Linked DNA regions of Mus musculus: region 2 is linked to region 1. Evidence: chromatin contacts called from ENCODE Hi-C or POLR2A ChIA-PET data. All regions are on one chromosome and are shown on one strand. Each heading gives the region's core, a stretch centred on a gene start or an enhancer-like site at or near the end of the contact. The rest is flanking DNA. Distances are from core to core; before and after follow the strand shown.

Region 1 (7,551 bases), core at 2,393-4,892:
TCGTATTTGTATCGAACGAGATGGGTGATCCGATGAGTGAAATAACCCATCTTATTCAGAAACAACATCAAATGCAGGGCAGCCCATAGAGAGGAGAATGGCTGCACCAGGGTCCCTGGCTTCTGCTGTGACAGCCCCCTGGGAGTTTCCCTGTGGAAAGTCCTGTAACACCTGTACCTGGACTGGGGCTCTGGCTTTCACTGTTCTCTTCATCTTCAAGCAGTAACCATACCATGTTCTCCTACTCCATTCTTGGCGGGAACCTACTGTTTTCAGAAACAACTAAAATACCAAGCAGAACGATAGAAATGAAGATGAGCCTGCTGCAGCTCACACTCACGAGACACAAAGCAGCAGCTACTGTTGATGACAGTGTCTCTTGGGCCAGACTCTATGCTTGGGTTTCTACAGATGTTGTCCATTGTGAAGTGTGGACACGAAGTCTACAGAGAGCTGTGATTCATGCAACCCTGCTCATCTGGCCAGCAGTGAAGCTTAGGTGACAATGACTCCTTGATTCCACAGCCCACACTTGAGAAGTGGTTATTACCGTGTAAAACAATTCCAGCTTATACAAAGCATTGATCTAGCTTAAGTTTCTCTTATGAGACAGTGGACTGCCGGGCGTGGTGGCACACGCCTTTAATCCCAGCACTTGGGAGGCAGAGGCAGGCGGATCTCTGAGTTCGAGGCCAGCCTGGTCTACAGAGTGAGTTCCAGGACAGCCAGGGCTACACAGAGAAACCCTGTCTTGAAAAACCATCCACACATATCATTATTTTAAAGTGATCTCCTTCTTGCCTTCCTCATTTGCAGCTTCTGTCCCATTTCCTCCCCTGTTCCGCCTCAACCTGGGCTTGTCCAAAAAGTGTGCCAGGCAAGTGGAGGCACCGTCTCTAATTGCAGAGCAGTTGTTTATTGGTTTCTTAGAATCCTAGGGCTTGGCTGGTGTGTCTCATCTTAATTCCCAGTATTACTTAGTTTTCCGCTGTCTCTATGAGTCACTTGCATCTCTTAATTCTTCACTTTCAACAACAAAAAGAGTCATCTTTTACAACGTAACTGTGCTTTGACGATGACGTGTGTAAGATGAGGACGCTCCTCTGGGAGAATGGAGCTCACATATGCAATTATGCTGTGTGTGCATTCCTTGCTGCTTTGATGGTATTTTCAAAACCCTGGATGCCAAGCTCTAGCTAAGGAAGAAAGAAGTTTAGAGTGTTGTATTCATCAGTGACATCTGAAATTATGAGTCGTGGCTCTATGTCAAAATGCACTGTGTTTCCTTAGATGTTCGGATGGCAATGCTATCTTAGGATAATTTTCTGAGGTGTCTTTGTTAAGCTGACATCTTTGATAGTTATCAGATAAGTTCCAGGGCCAGAGAGAGTCTCCTTATGTAACCGGTCCTTGAGCAAGAGAGCCGGGGAATTTACTTCATCAGTCCTGCTCAGATGAATTGTTTGGCTAGCCAGATCAAGTTAATCCTCTTCCCATGTATGACAGCACTCATATAAAAACATTTATCCAGCTCTTTTTTACATGCCAGACACATTTCTAAGTGCCTGGAGTGCCAGCGAATGAACAATTCTGACGTGTACTTCTGCCCTTGGGGGACTTAACATGCTGATGCGAGGTATCAAAACAACCTGCTTGGAAGCTTGGTGATTCGTAAAAGTTAAATAGTTCAGAGCTATCAGGTATAGTTTACATGTATGAATTTTTCAAAAGGACTTAGGCCAGCTCACCCTGTAAACAATGGCATTTCTTAACAGTGTCTTTGTGTTTTTCTTTAAATGTCTGCAAACTCATTCAAGAGGACACGATTTCTTTAAAACGATGCTGGTTTCAACTGGATGTAATATGGGCAGTCTGCTTTCAAATGAAGTGGACCCACTCTAGAATTAAGGGGGCGTAATAACAAACCCAGAGTGAATGTCCGTCTTACATACTTTTCTGTGGTTGTGATAAAATACATGGGCAAGGCCTCCTTAAGGAGGCAAAGGTTTATTGTGGCTTACCTGCTAAGGAACAGACCCCATCATGGTGATGCAGTCAAGTCAGCAAGAGCTTGCAACTGCTGTTAACATAGTATTATCAGGCAGGAAGAAGAAAACAGTGAATCCTTGTACTTAGTGAATCTTCTCCTCTCTGTACAGTCCTGGATTCCAAGGAACATGTAACCTGCAGTGGGCAGGTCCTCTTGCCTCAGTAAACCAATCAAGCTTATCTTTTACAGGCATGCCCTTCACTCCGGTGACTCCGGGTCTCAGGTTGACAACTGAGATTGACCACCCCATCCCCTAGTTCCTATATGACATGATTGACGATCCAAAACTTTGGAAACACAGAGGACACAGGGTAGTTGTTATATTTTAATCCTCTTTCAGGAAGAAATGTAGATTATGTGGCTTGAGAATACAATTCCTGGGGAAGCGAGATGAGTTTGTTCTATGCCTCCCAGTTTTGTGGAGCAGCTTGTGGTTTAGCTTTACTCGCTGCAGTGAGGAATTTTTAAAAATCTTTTCTTTATTCGTTGGACATAAAAAAAATAATAACCCAAGCCTGAGTGTTATTCACAAAAAGGTGGGATGGATACAAATGTTGCTTTGGAGCAAGGCTTCCCAGCCTTTCCTACCTGTATTCCTTCTTCAGCAGAGATGGTTTATGTAAATCCAAAGATGCAGGCATATTTTAAAAAACTACATAAACCAAACATTTACTGATAAGAAACCATAAATTTATTTTAAAACACCTCTTTGATATATGCCTAACTTTGGTGATAAACACATTCTAGGTGTGTTTATTTTTATTTATTAATTTTTTTCATAAAGAACTAAATCTTAGCAAAATATGTGGTACTGCAGGGTGTGGAACATGGTCAATTCAACGAGCTGATTGCAGTTTTGGTGCTATGATCATCATTGCTGAGAACAGTCTTTGTATTAATCCATAGGAAAAGCAACAGAAGTGTGCTTAGTACCATTCTAGAGGTTGTTAGAAAGCCTGTCCTAGTTTCTAACATTTAATTCATCCAAGATTTCATTTAATGACCTTTTCCCATGAAACTCAAGTCAGCTACTCCAGTAGCATTTTTTTTTTTTTAAAACAACCTAAGCATTCTAACACAATGAAATGTAACGATAAGCTGATTTTAGCCTTGGTGACAAGGAATGCTGAGAGGGAAATATGAAGCGTTTGGTTTCTATAATTAAAACTTTGTGTGTACAGTAAAGATGCTGCGGTTCTTCATACATAGCAGTCTGCTGAGCCGAGGTGTTCCAAGTAACATTGCCGTTGTGTAGAGCGATGGCATTGCAAAGGAAAGCGAGCTGTAGTGCTGTGAACCCAAGCTTTGGCAAAGTTGTGAGTCCATAGGAAGTTATACAATGCAAGGTCAGGGCCACAGAAAGGCAAGGATTCTCTCACACTAAATTCTAAGTTTGTTTTGGTCATTACTTCACATGACGCATGGCGGAGCGTTCTGTTTTGATTCACACTGATATTCAGGCTAGAGAACTGAAAGGACGCCTTTCCTAGTCACATGATTAAAATAGCAATGGTGTGTTTATACTTCCCGAGGGTAGACGGGAAACGCATGAAACAAAACCTCTAAGCAGCTAAGTTTCGGATCTGCTGACAGCTGTGGTCCTTTTTCCTGTCCACGTGCGCAAGTGCTCATCCCAGCCAGCAAGTCCTCAGACCTTCACAAGAAAGACAGGAAACCATGACTGTGCTGGGCAAGCCCAGACCCCACGTGTGGCTCTCATCCCAGCCAGCAAGTCCTCAGACCTTCACTAGAGAGACAAGAAACCACGTCAGAGCTGGGCAAGCCCAGACCCCACATGAGCCTCTTTCTCTGTAATTTTGGATCCTCTTGGAAACTGGACCATCCGCTCTAATTACCTATGCCGGGAATCCGGGGCACACGGGGCTGCATTTCTCAACTGCCTGCCTGCGCCATACCCCTGGAAACAGCTCAGACCTGCTCTACCGGGGCATTAATCCTGGCAGTTGAGGAGGGTGAACTCATTTTAACCGTAGGTTCCTGTAAACAAATGGAAGCTCCAGTCTTGAGCTCGTAGACCTGATCCCAGTATCCTTCGATGCACAGCCTCTGCCTTTTGCAAGTCTACAAAGCAGCTACACTTTCACCGCCCCACAGATCTTGGTCAGATAACTTTGAGTGAACCTCTAGGCTTTCCCCCCTCTCTACAACGTCACCCACCAAAACCACAACCCCGCCAACCACCAGAACCTTAGAACAAACCCGAGCTCGCATTTGGTGCCATCCCCAGCTGTTCCTCAGTGCTGTTTACCAAACTAGAACAACAGAAATTAGCTCAGTGTCATTAGGGGTTGCTAAGTTGGGGGTGGGTGGGGGGTGTTCCTTACTATTGTCGCACTAAATTGAACAGATGGGGAGGTGGCCGTGTTACCTAGATCGGAAGGCCAAGGCTAAAATCAATTGGTCAATATTCTATTTACACGGAATTGGCCCATGGGTCCTTTGCCCTGTTGTACTACCAAGTCAGTTACATGTTAAAAACAAAAGCAAATGTGTGTGAGAGTGTGTGTGAGCCTAATGTAATATATTATCTAATAATATATGATATAACATAATGTAATGTATTATCTAATAATATAGGATATAACATAATGTAGGGACACAAACTATGTGACTCACATATATGTTTTATTTTGAGCATACAGTTTTAACCTGCCTCATAGATAGGAATTTATAAACATTTTATGGAGAGAATACAGCTGCTTTTAAAGCTGAGCGGTTCAATCATGTAAAGACAAAATCGTGTAACTTTGACACAGTTTTTGAGAAATATCCCATGGGTGTACCTAAAATTCATCTTTTCTAACTAGTTAAAAATTTCTCCTTTTTTGTCTGTCCCCTTCCATTCCCTCTGTGTGTGAGAGAGAGGGAGAGGGAGGGGAAGGGGGAGGGGGAGAGGGAGGAGGGAGGAGGGAGAAGTATTTGTGTGGGTTTGTGCATAGCAGGAATGGAGTACTGGGTGCACAGGTGCCTGTGGAGGCAAGAGACACACCCCTAGGTGTTTTCCACCTTGGTTTTGAGATGGGGCCTCTCAGTGCACCCCAAGCTCATCTCTTCGGATGGACTGGCTGGACAGTAATCCCCTGGGATCCTCTCATGTCCTCAGAACTGGAACTGCTACCCGCATATCCCAGAAGATCCACAAAATTTGGGTTCTTCTACAGGGGGAAAGAAAAGTAGCCCACCATTTGCCAGACCTACAAACCTATGTAGGAAAGCAGACTGGATGCTAACCACGCCTTGCTCTTTGCTCTATGCATTTGCTGAATATGTTCCCACGTACGTGTGCATGTGTGTGCCTGTCTGTGGGCAGGTCTGAGGTTGGTCTGTGGAGCTCTTTCCATGGAATCCGTGGAGGCAAGGTTTCCTAGCTAAACCCAGAGCTCACCGCTATGTCTAGTCTAGCTACTTCTCTTGCTCTGGGGGGAACCCCTCGTTTCTACCTGCAGCAATCTGTGATTACACCAAGCCACCAAGCCTGCCTGGCATTTATGTGGGTGTTGGGGATCCAAGCTCCGGGTCTTAAGGTTGATGCTTGAGTGACAAGTAGTTTAATCACTTCTCAGGAATCCCTGGGTTCCTCCGCCCCTCATTGAGACACAGCACAGGAATGTGTAGCCATATTCACACTTTACATTTAAAGTCAAACCTTAAGTCAGTTATCCAAAATGAAAGCTGGGCAGCAGTCCTTCCTCTGTCTTATGGATGCCCTCATGAAAACTCCTTAGACTTCAAAATCCTAAGGAAAAGGAGAATGAAGACACAGTAACAAAGCCCAGTGTGACCTCTGCTAAAAACACCGGCTTCACTACTCCTCCAGTGTAGACAGGCACTGCTCTAGACCCCTGGCTCAATTCTACATTTGTAACTTACTCAAGAGTAAGAATTGCCTCTTCCCTTGACTATGTAGCGATTTCTGTCATGGACAAGAGACAGTCAGCCAAAGGTAGGCTACACATCGCTACATGGTAACCCTGTTCTTGTAGAGCTTTCTTTTGTTCAGAGGATCCTCCAGAGGATTTTATGTAAGTTATTCTCTTTGTTAGCAGACAATTACCCACTCAGTGTATCCTGTATTTTATTTTACTTATGATCAGATACGGCAATGTGGAATATTCATTCACAAAGGAGGGGCTTATTTCTCTATCTGCATTAAGTTCCCAGCATACTTATTTTAGATAATTTCATTTTTTCTTCCAAGGAGAATAATTATTCCAAGTTGGATAATATTCCTTTAAAAGCCAGGGAAGGGTTTTGATGTTTCTTTCACTCACCGACAAGAAACAGAACTCATTACGACACGGGTTTTGTTTTCTGCAAAGCCACGTGGGTGGGAGTCGCCTACCTCAAACAAACATTTCTTTCCCTTTCCTGTTCCTGATTTTAGAAAACTGGGGTTCCCTCCCAAGTCTAGAAGTCATGTGATTTCCGTCCATCTCTCTTGTCCCTATCAGAAGGCTGCATACACAGATATTTCTGCCTAGACTATCCAGCCTGAGGAAGGACTAACATTTTTATCTTCATGTTTGAAGCCAACACCTCCAGCTAAATTCTTCCTAGAATCAGGTTCTTTGCTGGCTGAAGAAAAAAAGAAATCTGAACTTGTTTTTAAACAGTGCGAGTGCATAGGTTTTCTAGAATACTCCGGGATGGCTGACATTCTCTGCAGAAATTTTTAAATGCACCTCATGACTGTTGCATGCCTTTTTATGTTTGGTATTCTCAACTATTTTTAAACCTTAAACCTTCAAAATTCATTCCAGACATGGTTGAGTGTTTTCTTCAAGGTTAGGATTCTACATTAAAAAAAAAATAGTGTCCATTCTCAAAGTTTAAAATCTCCCTTAGTAAACTTTCTAAAGTGCCAATAATTTCAACTCCACAGTCTCTTTTATTGTCTGGTATTTCTTTTAAGAACCGCTTTATAATTTTGTGATGTGTGTATTTTACCATGCCTCAAACATTGGTGCTTTCCATAGTATTATTACATCTCTGGTAAACAATGTTAAAAACTGTGCCAAACAATCCTTTAAATTACATTTGATATTTTAATACTGTGTGATACGAAATGTCCTATGGTGTACTCTTCTGATCTTCCTCCCACCCTTCCATCATTCCCTAGGGATAACCACTTTCAAAAATCTCTGCTACCCAAATCTCTGCTACCCTTCCAGAAAATTCCACCATCTAAATTATGTCCTTATACAACATACGATGTAATATTTACTACATGTTGCATCTCCATGTACATATCCACTCTTGCTGCGAACCACTTGTATTACACGAGCAGTCTCTTCATCACACTGGTCTATATGCATAGACAACAAACGTTTTAGTGGCACAGTAGCACCTTCTTTTGTATCGTGGTTCCATACTGTGAGTTAGGGGACAAGAGTCACTGAAGGAAGACTCCCAGACACAGATGGTATGCCAAGGCAAAGAGCGTTTATTCTGCAGATATTACCAGCCTAGGGGGTGGGGTG
Region 2 (7,551 bases), core at 3,290-5,789, 38 kb after region 1:
TATGTAATTTTCAGCCTTATATTGTTTTCCAGACAGGGTCTCTCACTGAACCTGAAACTTATTGACTTGGCTAGGCTGGCTTAGCTATTGAGTTCCAGGGGTCCCATTTCTGTGTTTCCAGTGCTGGGATTACAGGTGTGTACTGGATTTGAAATCAAGACTTCACACCTGCAAGGCAAACACTTTAATGGCGGAGTCTTCTTCCCAGCACCCTCCCCAGACTCTTAAAGATTTTTACCCCCTTTAAAAAAATCTCATGAGAAAAGACAAATTTGAACAATCTTTTTCATTAATATTTTAAGGAATGAGTAATAGGAAAGATCCTAAGGAGAGCTTAAATGCTAACATAGGAAACTATGCACTTCGATTTGTAAACATGTTGGGGGAGGGGGAGTGGAGCACAGTGAATCTGTAATGGAGGAAAATGCCCACATTTTGTTGGCTTAGCAGCTAATATGCTATGCTAATTCAGGAAGTCCATATAGCCATTTTCGAATATGCTGATAGTCAGCTGGTAAGAGAAAGATGCATTCTCCCTCCTCCCTCTCCCTCCCCCTCCCCCTCCCCCTCTCCCGTCCTCCCCCCTCCTCTCTCTCATTTAAGTGGTTTTGGTTCAAAGCAAGGAATACTGAAAATTATGGTCCTTTCCTTCATCCAGCCTACACGCGTTTCCTTTCTATCCTCTCAACTTTAGCATTAATTTAAATAGCACATATCTGAAAGATTTCTCATCAGCCTAGGGATGAAATCTAGCTGCAGGCACAGTGCATTATCCTTCCCATTGGCTTGGTTTTATAGGTTTGTTTTTTGTTTTTTTCCTGCTAGGTGACAAGCTTCAAGTTCTAATTTACCAGTTTCTCAACCTCTACCGGCCTTGACCGCCCGCATCAGTGTTAACAATGTTGCTCCTTGAGCGGTGCCCAGTCTGCTGGAATCAGAATCTCAGGCAGGCAGGTCCAGAAGTCTGTATTTTAACGTCCTGTAGATGCTCTCACTGGCTGAAGTTTGAGTTGCTCCTCATAGTCCTGACAGTCTCAAACCTTGGGATGTCTTTGTAGGGAAGTTGCATATGACCAATCAGAATAGAGGCCATTGTGATCATGTGAGAAAAATGTTGAAATTGTGGTCTAGAGGAGAGAAGAAAGTGCATGCCCGACAGAGAAAGACTGTGTAGTTGATGTTCTGTGTGGTCCGGAGAATCATCTACAATAGCCATATACTTTAGTTGAATGAGTGAATTTGTTCAGTATACAGAAACCAAAGTAAAATAATAAATGGAAAGGGAGTAGATTATAATCTTGGGCACTCACCACATCCAGCAGAAATAGGCTGGGAAGGATCTTCAAGGCAGATGGCTGGAATTCCCCATGGGGGGTCCCAGGCAGAGTGTCCCCTCAAGTGAGGCTACAAGTAAAAGGACTCGCAACATTTTAGAGATGACGTAATCAAATAATGGCTCTTACAGCATCATGTAGAACCAGACTAGGGATTTCGGAGCAGTCAGCTGGAGTTCCCAGGCGAGCCTTCTCCCTATGATTGAGACTCTGCATGGCTGAACTTCTGGCTTCTCTTCCCTATGTAGACCTTAGAATAGCATGGAATAAGCAATAGTAACCTCTATTGGAAATGGCTCGCTTTCTAGCTCTTTTCATAGGTCCAGTGCATTTACTTTTTGGTCTATGTACTGGCTGGTTTTGTGTCAACTTGACACAAGCTGGAGTTATCACAGAGAAAGGAGCCTCCCTTGAGGAAATGCCTCCAAGAGACCCAGCTGTAGGGCATTTTCTCAATTAGCGATCAAGGGTGGGAAGGCCCATTGTGGGTGGTGCCATCCCTGGGCTGGTAGTCCTGGGTTCTATAAGAAATCAGGCTGAGCAAGCCAGGGGAAGCAAGCCAGTAAATAGCATCCCTCCATGGCTTCTGCATCAGCTCCTGCCTTCAGGTTCCTGCCCTGTGTGAGTTCCTGTCCTGACTTCCTTTGCTGATGAACAGCAATGTGGAAATGTAAGCAGAATAAACCCTTTCCTCCCCAACTTGCTTTTATTTTTATTTTTTATTTTTAGTATTTGTTCTCTTAATACTTTAATACTCTTTTTTTCTTGGCTATTTTCTTTATTTACATTTCAAATGTTCTCCCCTTTCCAGGTCTCCACTTTGGAAACCTCCTCCCCCTGCCTCTATGAGGGTGCTCCCCCCCCCCATTCCCATCCTCCTGCTCTGGTGTTCCCCTACACTGGGGCGTTGAACACCCTTAGGCCCGAGGGCCTCTCCTCCTACTGATGTCCTACAAGGCCATCTTCTGCCACATGGGTTGCCAGTGCTATGTGTATTCTTTGGTTGGTGTCCTGTCCCTGGGAGCTCTGGGGGGTCTAGCCTGTCAACACTGTTGCTCCTTCCATGGCTCAGTGGCTAAGAACACTGATTGCTCTTCCAGAGGTCCTGAGTTCAATTCCCAGCAACCACATGGTGGCTCACAGCCATCTGCAATCTGATGCCCTCTGAAGGCATGTCTGAAGACAGTGACAGTGTACTCACATACATTAAATAAATAAATAAATAAATAAATAAATAATAAAAATGCCACAACTTGCTTCTTGGTCCTGCTTTTTTTTTGCTGCAATAGAAACTCCGACTAAGGCAGACTGCTTGGCTATTTTTCTTCTCGTCTTGTCACAGAGTTGGGGCGGGCATCCCATGCTAAGTGTTCTTAGAGGACAAGTCAAGAGAAACGTGCTTAGAGGGAGGTTCTCTGTGAGCTAATACACATGACATAAGGCTACTTATCGAAATAATGTACACGAGAGGCGTGGGAAGAAGGCAGACTATACTTTGGCTCAGGATGGAAGGAGAGTGAGTGTGACAGACACCCCAGGACCCTCGAATGTCTGTCAGAACCACCATCAACTCGCACAGTCTATCCCTAAGTGTCTCCCCTCATTTCTCACTGAATACCTACATAATGATCTCAGGATCCTGAACATGCCGCCTGCCTCCACGCCTGGATCCCCTCACAGCCTGGTAGACCACACTCCTCTCAGCCATGCCCTGGTTTTAGCTCTGTTGCTGTCCCTGCCTCACAAAGGCACCAGGTCACCACTTACATGGCCACCCCACAGCACTTAGGCCATATTCTCACCTACTTTAGAGGTAACTGAATGTCCTTAAGTCACAAGAGCTTACGCACTGTACAGATGCAGTCATGTCAATGTTATCACTATTTGGAGACAACCCTCTCCTGGAGCCCTTGCACTGTCTGTGTGTGTTTAAGGAGCACATACATTTTGGGGCTTCCCATTTTTCTACATCTTTCCTCTGGAACTCAAAGCCAGCAACATTATTTCTTCCTACAAGTCCTCCCAGGGCTACTGGCCTCAGGGGTGGTAATTCCTTCCTCATTTTTAATCAGGTTGGCCAGCCCAGTCCTCTCTTTCTCCAGACTGATAAGCCCTGCCACGAGTGCATGCAGCTTTGCGTAAAGACACTGCCTTGAACAACAGCGAACATAATAAAAAATAGAAACGAACAATTGGATTAACACCCCAATAAGTAGCAGAGGATGAAAGCATGACCAGGACTTGAGGGAAGACGTCTGACATGACCAGACACGGATGCGTCCATGTTTCCTGGTAGTGCAGCGTAGAGGGACAACAGGAGGCTGCCAGACAGTACAATATTCCGGATATGAAGCCCAGTACAGCGTGCTTGCCCATTGGTGAATGCAGTCCGTCGTGGCTAGGCAGATAAGAGTGCAGCTTATATTCAGGCAAGTATGAAGGGCGCAAGAATAACTCTCAAAGCAGTATTGGCTGAGCACAAGGAGTAAAGGGATTTGATCGGGGAAGCATGCATATTAATGGGTTATAATGAGCAAAGCACACTCCAGGTTACCTGCCTTGCGGTTTTCGAGGAAGGGCCTCAAGGACACAAACAACTAGAAGGGAAGCTAGTGATCATTCAGAGGGGCAGCAGCCTCCCCCTCTCAGAATCTGCTCCTAAAAGTCCTGCGGAGCTTCAGACAGATGTTGACATACACCCTTTTCAGCAAGTTCAAACACCTGGTTTTTGTGCTCCTACAGGAAAGCAGCCCAGGAGCTTGGCCGAACTGAGCTTCCGAGGTTTGGGGGCGTGGGGCAGAAGACCTTATCTAATCTGTGTGTGGGGGGGGGGGAGGGGGGAGAGGGGCTGTGTGAACAAAAACCCTGGGGGCGTGGAGGCGTCAGCCTTTTTTTTTCCCTGCCTTCAGCAGGTGAGGAAGAGGTGGTCTTCCGTGACGTGTAACCTTGCCACCAAAGGCAGAGATAGGGCGACGCGGTTGGAGGCCTGGCGCTCAGCAATACAATCCACAACGTTACACGGAGCTCGCAGGAGGCGAAATAGAGAGGCTCTTACTAGCGGAGGGCGTGGCCTGGAACGGGGCGTGGCTCCAGGCAGGGCGTGGCCTGGAGCTCGGCAGGGCTTCAGCTACGGGGCGGGGCCCGGGGGCGGAACCGGGGGCGGGGCTTTAGCGCCCCGAGGCGCTGGCGGTGGTGGCGGAGAGGAACGGAGCGCAGGGGAGGAGACGGGCGGCTGTCCGCGCAGAGGGAGTGAGTCACCTGACCGCCGCTTGCCGCCTGCAGTCGGGCCGCGCCGCGTCTCGGCTCCGGTAAGTGGCTCGGGCGGTGCGCGGTGCCGTCCTTCCGTCCTTTCCGGGGGTCACCGGGGCTGGTGGCGGGCGGCCGCGCGGGCCTAGAAGGGGCGGCGGGCTGCGCGCTGTTTACGCGCTGCGCGGACTCTCTGGGCCGGCCGTGCCGGCGCCGCCCTGCACCGCGCTCCGCCGCGGGCCGCGTCCCGCTCCGCCTGCTGCGGGGGCAAGGCCGAGCGGGCCGGGGTTCCGGGACTACCGGGCGCTCCGCGCTTCCCTTTGTTGTTGCTTGGCGCACGTTTGTAATGTGGACTCGCACAGCATAGGCAGAGTGGGTCTCGATGTTAACGACACCAGCTTTTGTGTTCGTGTCCGGTAGGGCCAGGGCCAGCGCGTTTTCGATCTTCTCCGGGACTTTGGTGTCATTTAGTGGAATTGCGCCGATGGCTTTTATGTAGTGAGCTCTCTATGTTCAGCGTGCGCTGAGTCAAGGCAGACGTAGTAGTAATTCTGAAAGAACGCGTGTGGGAAAATCCTGCTCCCCAGACAGGCTTGGAAGAACAAAGACTTTTTTTTTTTTTTTCAGGATGCTGTTCTTTTTCCTTTTGGAGAATTGTAGAGTTGTGACTGCTAGCCTTGGAGGACGATGCCCCTGCTGGGTCTTTGTTTAGGCATTGAGCACTCCTCTCAGCTCACTGGGTTTGCAGGAAAGGCAGTTCAGAAAGATTAAAGGATGACCACTGTAGATTTTTGTTCGTGGCCGAGCTTTTGAGCTCTACAAATATTCAGAGAAATGGGAAGAGGTATGGGTTGGCCTATTCTTCCTGCTCTTGTGGTAGTGGTGCAAGCTCTGGGCTGGGCTTGAAGGCGCTTGCCACTTCTGGCTTTGGACATCGTAAGGGAGTCTAGAGGAAAAAAGGCTCCTGGTGAGTCATCTTGGAGTTGGGTAGCTTTGGAGGAGTGATCGCCTCTTGTTGTTTAACCGTCGGATCTGTCAAGTGGCTTCCCTTTGTTCGCTACGTTGGTTGGATAACAAGGTAGGGTGACTCTTTAAAAGAGTTTGTGTTGCTGAGTCATTCACCCCAGACTGAGAGGTAATTAGGAACAGCTGGTGCAGATACGCGCATCACATGCCTCCACTATAAAAGGCTGAGCTGCACACACGAGGGGTGGCTTCAGGAGGCCGGAGGGGGTCCAGCTGCGGGCTGTGTGTTTTGATCCAGGTAATCAGTGGCTGACGTGGTAGAGCGTGCTTAAGACGTGGCCAAGGAACACCGAGGTGGTGTTTAAACAGCAGCCTCGTGGCCTACTGCGGGAGACTCAATTTGTGCTGGAGGAAGCTGGATCTTTGAGATTTCAGATAGAAGTAAGGCAGTCAGCAGTATTATATCATTTCTTTCCCTTGCTGTCCTCGCTTTGCCTTTAGTATTTTGATGCAGAGTGGTGTATACATGCTTAAGTTATTCTTTATAATTTTTTTTTAAAATGAGGCCACAAAGGGGATTTCCTTTTAGGGCTTTTAGGTTTTCCTGCATAACTAGTTTCTGGGGTCAGGTGGTAAAGAATAGATAAGAGTCAGCGGGTCTTCTTGGGTCAAGGCTAAGAAGAGGGGTCTATGGATGTGTCTGTCTCTCTTGATTTTATGGATCTTGTGTAATTTCTTTTTGAAAAAAGAAAACACACACACACACACACACACACACAAACACACACACACACACCAGTCCTCGGTGCACTGTTTGGGAAAGGGAAAGTGTATGAAGAGAACTGGCTTCTTCTTCCCTTTGACTAAAAGAACGATGATTTTTAAAAACATGTATTTATTTTATTGTTTTGTGTTTGTATTTGTGCAGAGATCAGAGGACAGTTTGCATTTGTGGTTCTCTCCGTTAATCCTGTGGGTTCTGGGGCCTGGACCTCAGGCCGTCAAGCTTGGTGGCGAGTGCCTTTACCCTCTCAAGGGTTGCATGGGCCGCAAGAACGATACCAAATTATTATTGATGGTCATTCCTTTCAAACCTCTGTAGCAGGGGAGCGGTTGGTGTGCTGTTTTAGATTTAGGGTTATCAGTGTTGTCTCTTTCAGATGTTAGGAGATTTCAGGTAGATTACAGGATGCTTGATCTAACATGAAAATATCCACATCAGGAAGTTAAACGAGGAGGGTGACATCAATATTTGCATACTAGATAATGTGGTTATGCACACTTTATCCTTTTTTCTGTTGAGGAATATAAAATTTACTTTCCACTGCTATTGCCATCATTCCAAGTCTGCAACAGATTTCTGTGTGTGTTTAATTTCTGATCTTTTCCGAGAGCTGTAGTAATTTCAAAATATTCTTAGTATTTGACTTTCACTTCATATGTAGTTTTTATATTGTAAAGAATAAAAGATGGGAATTTCTTACTACATTCTTAAAGTGAGTGATAGAAATAAAAAAATTACATAGTTCTATTTTGATAACATTTTATTGGATTTGTAGGCAAGCCCCAAAGGTGGTTGGTTGAATGTGTGTAGTGATTAGAAGGTTTGATAATTTATACATTTGGAATGTAATATTCATAACAAAATCTTTTAAAATTTAAGGTAAAATTCTCTTACCCTTTGGAAGTTTGTGGGTCCCCCCTTTTTTTGTTTTTGTTTTGTTTTGTTTTTTTTTTTTTTTTTTTTTTTTTTTTTGAGACAGGGTTTCTCTGTATAGCCCTGGCTGTCCTGGAACTCACTTTGTAGACCAGGCTGGCCTCGAACTCAGAAATCCGCCTGCCTCTGCCTCCTGAGTGCTGGGATTAAAGGCGTGCGCCACCACGCCCGGCTAAGGGTTCCCCCTTTTTATATCCTTGTGATTATTGTTAAAACTGCATTTAAATAATCCTTGGGAAGTGGAATTCCTCAGTCAACCTCTTCTCTCTGTCTGTCTCTCTGTCTCTG

The links. Hi-C counts contacts between places; a loop is a spot of excess contacts on that map. ChIA-PET counts read pairs that join two places held with the same protein, here RNA polymerase II (POLR2A).
Region 2: a map of heart shows a loop between it and region 1 (2.8-fold over the local background). The contact joins the promoter of Bach1 here to the enhancer-like site in region 1. A Hi-C loop is called at or near these places in 11 of 37 maps with a recorded cell type or tissue (T-helper 1 cell, T-helper 17 cell, T-helper 2 cell and 3 more). POLR2A ChIA-PET finds 5 or more read pairs at or near these places in 4 of 5 experiments (Patski and embryonic stem cell).

What each region holds. Positions count from the first base shown.
Region 1 is chr16:87,657,634-87,665,184 of GRCm38, forward strand. No RefSeq gene overlaps it. Among named protein-coding and RNA genes, the nearest start is that of Bach1, 38 kb to the right of the region's middle. Within about 2 kb of position 3,643, at least 1 of the 3 ENCODE cell types and tissues checked has a DNase peak (open chromatin) inside an H3K27ac peak, as active enhancers do; it is heart, where a contact is called at or near this core.
Region 2 is chr16:87,694,415-87,701,965 of GRCm38, forward strand. Bach1 (BTB and CNC homology 1, basic leucine zipper transcription factor 1) reads left to right here and starts at 4,540. Exons shown (of 5, transcript NM_007520.2): 1 at 4,540-4,642.